2 separate regions of the Homo sapiens genome follow, and region 1 is linked to region 2. The links are chromatin loops, found by intact Hi-C in ENCODE. Cell type or tissue: heart right ventricle. All regions are shown on one strand.

The links. A loop is a pair of places that touch in the nucleus more often than their neighbours do. Peaks named below come from ENCODE experiments on the same cell type or tissue, not always from the same donor. Only the 100,000 strongest peaks of a DNase experiment are listed, where the experiment ranks them.
Region 1: a loop joins it to region 2, with 10 times the contacts of the local background. A loop is called at or near these places in 2 of 110 quality-filtered maps.

What each region holds. Positions count from the first base shown.
Region 1 is chr4:151,401,254-151,403,753 of GRCh38, reverse strand. It overlaps FHIP1A-DT (FHIP1A divergent transcript), which reads left to right. Exons shown (of 3, transcript NR_183963.1): 3 at 2,335-2,500. Among named protein-coding and RNA genes, the nearest start is that of FHIP1A-DT, 6.4 kb to the left of the region's middle. In heart right ventricle, no CTCF peak of the experiment used is centred here; no DNase peak of the experiment used is centred here.
Region 2 is chr4:152,114,790-152,117,289 of GRCh38, reverse strand. No RefSeq gene overlaps it. Among named protein-coding and RNA genes, the nearest start is that of LINC02273, 15 kb to the right of the region's middle. In heart right ventricle, no CTCF peak of the experiment used is centred here; a DNase peak (open chromatin) is centred at 1,328; H3K27ac peaks cover 1,725 bases.

The DNA of each region.
Region 1 (2,500 bases), 710 kb after region 2:
TATCATCTGTAGTCAGATTAAATCTAAATTTAAATTATCTTCTGTAGTTGCTTCTCTTAAAAAAAGAGCTCAAAAATGAACAATGTGTATTCTGTTATAATAGTAATCATGCTGTCAAGAAATTCTTTTTTCTTTTTTTTTTTTTGAGATGGAATCTCGCTCTGTCACCCAGGCTGGAGTGCAGTGGCACGATCTCGGCTCACTGCAAGCTCTACCTCCTGGGTTCACGCCATTCTCCTGCCTCAGCCTCCCAAGTAGCTGGGACTACAGGCTCCCACCACCACACCCAGCTAATTTTGTGTATTTTTAGTAGAGATGGGGTTTCACCGTGTTAGCCAGGATGGTCTCGATCTCCTGACCTTGTGATCCGCCCACCTCGGCCTCCCAAAGTGCTGGGATTACAGGCATGAGCCACTGTGCCTGGCCAAGAAATTCTTTTTTCTAACAAGTACAATTAATAAAAATATGTTAGCAGAGAGGGTAGTGGCAGAGATTCCCACAATAGTACCCAGTGCTCAGTCTGGTGGAGTTGGCAGTACATGCTGCAGCATTTTTGCCAAATAGTGGTAATAATGGCATGTCCATTGGAGTAGATCTATAATATGATTTGGGTGTTGTTCCTAGTTATATAGCTGTCAAGTTTACATAACCTCTGTGGACAACTTTATAGATTCAATAAGCTACTTAATATTATAATAAGTTATTTTCTTTTAAATCAGCTGCATATGTTTTCTGCAGTTTGTAGCAGAACTCTTGACAGAGCTGTATGTTACATTTATTTTTGTCTGTTTTCAATGGCCAAGACATCAAGTACTGTTTTGCAAGGTAGTGGTCATAGTGGGTGTATTAGTCCGTTCTCACACTGCTATAAAGATACTACCTGAGACTGAGTGATGTATAAAGGAAAGGGGTTTAATTGACTTACAGTTCCACATGGCTGAGGAAGCCTCAGAAAACTTACAATCATGGTAGAAGGCGAAGGGGAAGCAAGCACCTTCTTCACGAGGCAGCAGGAGAATGAGAGTGTGAGCATCAGATAATGTGAGAACTCACTCACTACCAGGAAAACAGCATGGGTGAAACCGCCCCCGTGATCCAGTCACCTCCCACCAGGTCCCTCCCTTGATACATGGGGATTACAATTTGAGAAGAGATTTGGATGGGGACACAGAGCCAAACCATATCAGTGGGGATCATTGTGTTGTTATCAAACCTAAAGGGAATACAAGGTAGACACTACTAGTTGCCTATTCAATTTCAAGTCTCTATTTTTATCTTTCTACCAGAACGCCCTCCCCGCTTTTTTATAGCAGCAAAATGCAACCACCTTTGCAACTACAGGTAGTTATATGACACAGTCCAAGCCAATGGAATGTAAGAGGATGTCCTTGCATGTACTTTCAGAAAGCCCAGCTGGCTTGGTTCCATGAATCTTTGCCCTTCTTTCCATCCACTTCTTCCTGCTTGGACATTGGTTACCTGGAGAAGCAGAAGCCATTTTAAGATGATGAAAGCAAAAGTTAAATGTATGAGATGATGGTGCAGAAAGCCAAAAGGGGCCTCCAGAACACTGAGCTTTGTGGAGTCGTGTACCATAGCTGTATTGCCGACCTCTGAACTTCCTGCTGAGATAAAAAACAATCCTTATGTGTTTATACTACTTTTATTTCAGTTTCTTTTAAGTATAGCAAACACATTCCAAATAATATGCATCTGAAGTTTTTGGTTTTGTTTTTAAATTTTTTTTTTAGGGATGGGTTCTGGCTGCGTAGTGGCTAGAGTGTAGTGGCTATTCTTAGGTGCGGTCATAGCTCACTACAGCCTCTAACTGGCCTCAAGCAATCCTCCCACCTCAGCTTCCAGGGTAGCTGGGATTACAGGAGAGCACCACACTGAAGTTTCTGTTAAATAGAATGTTTGCTGTAGATTTTTAGTTGATGTCCTCTGTTAGGTTGAAAACCTTCCTTTATTTTCTTGTGAAATTTCTAAGAGATTTTTAAATCATTAACTGGTATTGAACTTTATAAAATGATTTTTCTGTGTCTGAGATGATCATGTGATTATTTTTCCTGTTTATGTCCCTTGATGTGATGATTTTTATTGTAGATCTTCCTTTATTGAACCAAATTTACGTTATTTATATTAACCCTATTTGATTGTAATATATTTTTAGTAGGGTATTAGACTCTGTTACCTAACATTTTACTTAGCATTATTTTGCATCTATGTTCATAAGTAAAATAGGAGTTTTTTTCTTTATGTGACTAGGTATCAACATTATATTGGCCTTATAAATTATGTTGAACACTTTGCCTATTTTTTCTGTTTTTCCAGGGCAACTTGTATTGTAGGAATCATCAGGCAATAAGATGCAGGGAAAACTCTGGATACTGCATACCCAAAGTTGAATACATTTTTCTTCTTTTTGAAACTTTTAATACACATAAAGACAAGTGCACGTATTATAAGTATATAGTTCAGTTTATTTCGACAACCTGAA
Region 2 (2,500 bases):
TAGGACAACATCCCTGACCCAGAGGCAGGGCAATGAGGCACATACTCAAATACTGCAACATGAGATTCAGTGTGATGAGTGTGCAGGGATAAACTGAGTGAAGCCAGGGAGCACGGAATGGAAAGCACTCCTGGCTGGGGAAACTCTGGGAGGCATCCTGGAAGAAGTGGCATTTGAGATGACCCTAAAGGGAAAGGTAAGATTTTGGTAGACGTAAATAAAAAGAAAGGCATTACCTGAGAAAGGTCCAGCTTGAGTAAAAGCCTGGAGATGGGAAGACAGAGTGTTTCAAGATGAGTGGGAATTTGAGGTAAACTGCAGAAATGTGTACCTAGAGGGAAGGTGATGGAAAGTGGACTGGGAGAGCCTTGAATTATGATGGGTGTAAAGCCAGGCTTAGGACTTATTATCAGCAGTGGGAACCATTGCAGGTTTTAGGGCAGGGAGACAAAATAGTGCCTTCCTGATGGAACTTGAAGAGTGTCCTCAAAGAAGCACAGAATATAGATTGTGGGGAAAGGGGTGTGGGAGGAGGACAGAGTAGAGATGGATCCGTTAGGAGGTTACTGCAATGGTCTGAAAAAGAGTAGAATATAAGCACTTGATGGGAATACAAAGATGGTGATATCGGAGAGATGTGGTAAAGAGAGAACTTGCAATTGGTTGGATCTTGGGGGTAAGGCCATTGGGTAAGCCAGAGATGACGCTAAGATTTGGAGAGTGAACACTGGAGGGTGGCGGGCTCTTGGGAGAGGAGGTTATAAAGGGAGGACAGAACTGGAGCAGAAAATGACCCATTCCGTTTGGGATATTTAGACATTCAGAAGAGGCACCCGAGACCTGATGCCCGACAGGGGTTGGAGCTCAGAGTTGGTGCTGACAAGAGAGGCTGGAAGTGAGGACCATCTGCATGGAGGTGTCAGGTGAGGCCCAGGGTAGGTGAGATAATGAAGGAGGCAGCACAGAGGGAGGGGTGCTAAGCTCAGATCCCTGGGTAGGCACACACATTAAAAAGAGAAAACAACGGGAGTTTCCTGCCACGGAAACCCAGAGAGGGGAGATTTCCTGTGGAATGCTGAACCGGCTGAGGATGAGGGACTGGGGCAAGGCTGCAGGATTTGTGGCTGAGGAGGAGGTCCTTGGAGTCCTTCCTGGGGCTCCATCAGGAACGAGGTGGGGCGGAAGCCGGATTAGAAGCCCCGAAGAGCGAGTGGGTGGTGAGGAAGTGTAGGCAGCAAGTGTATTTCCTGGAGAGTTTTTAAAAATAGGACGGATGCACAATGCCCCTCATTTGTGCATAGTTTGAGGGCCTTCTGCCAGGGAAATCCAGGAGACTACGGAGGCTGTGAGGGGCCAAAAGCCACCATCTCTCGTGGGTGTTTGTAAGTTTCCCTCCAAGCCAGCAACCCTGGTATGTTGGTTTCCTCATGGTAGCAGGTGAGGAAGTGGTTGTATTTGTTGTCAGCATGTACTTGTTAATGTCACAAACCAGACCTCTCCTTCAACAAGGCCCAGAGCAGGTTGCCCCAAGGAATGAGCACTGACTTGGAGTTTTCTAAAATGTTCTGCATCTGGTTTTAGGGACCACCCTAAAGGGGTGACTGTGAAGGAATCACTGCTTTTCCAGGATCTTGGTAGGAGTTGCACGAAGAATAAACAAAGAGGCATGTCAGCTTCCAACGTCTCTTTTCTGTTTCTCAGGAGAAAAAAGACTCTAACCTTTTGAAGACAGACTTGAGGTTAATTGCTCTTTCCTCAGGAAAGCCTGCCAAAGAGAAAACAAATCCCATAAGTGATGTGACAATGCCCTAGGAAGGCAGTTGATTATCCTGGTTTAGGGAGAACAGGGACTCAACTGCCTCCCATGGAAACTCTCTCCTCTCCCTAGCTTCTCACAGGTGACCCTGACGACCCACCACCCCAGCTGTTCTCCATCACCTGACAGCTGAGCCTCCAAGATGCTGGCGAGTTCTGCCTGTGCATGGCTTTGACCAGCTCCAGCCAGAAAGAGGAACTTTCAGAGTCCAGGTTTGGGGCCTGTGGATGAGTTACCTGTTACCAAGAAAGGTTACCGAGTCTCCATCACTCTTTTGGGAATGAGGCCACTTCCTACTGACAGATCCTGTAGCTATTTATGGAGAGTTTTGGCCTTTCAGCATCCAATCCCTCTTTCAATCAGGAGGCGTTCTCCACTGTGTATTATCTGAGAGGGTCCCAATGTACCACCTCCTGCTGTGGAAGCCAAAGCTGGGGTGGGGGAAGCAGGAGGTGAGAATGTGACTCAGGATCAGTCAACCACATGGGACCCTGAATCTTGCAGGAGAGGCAGAAAGAGTCAGATGTGGTTTATAAATTATTGGCAGTTATTGAAAGTCTAGAGGTGCAGCATCAAGTGTCCAGCATGGTGACATCTCACTCCAGTATTCTAATTACTTTCTCCCGTAGTGAACTGGGCTCTGGTTCCAGCTCCCTGGCCTCCTTTGCTTTCTGTGTATTTCCT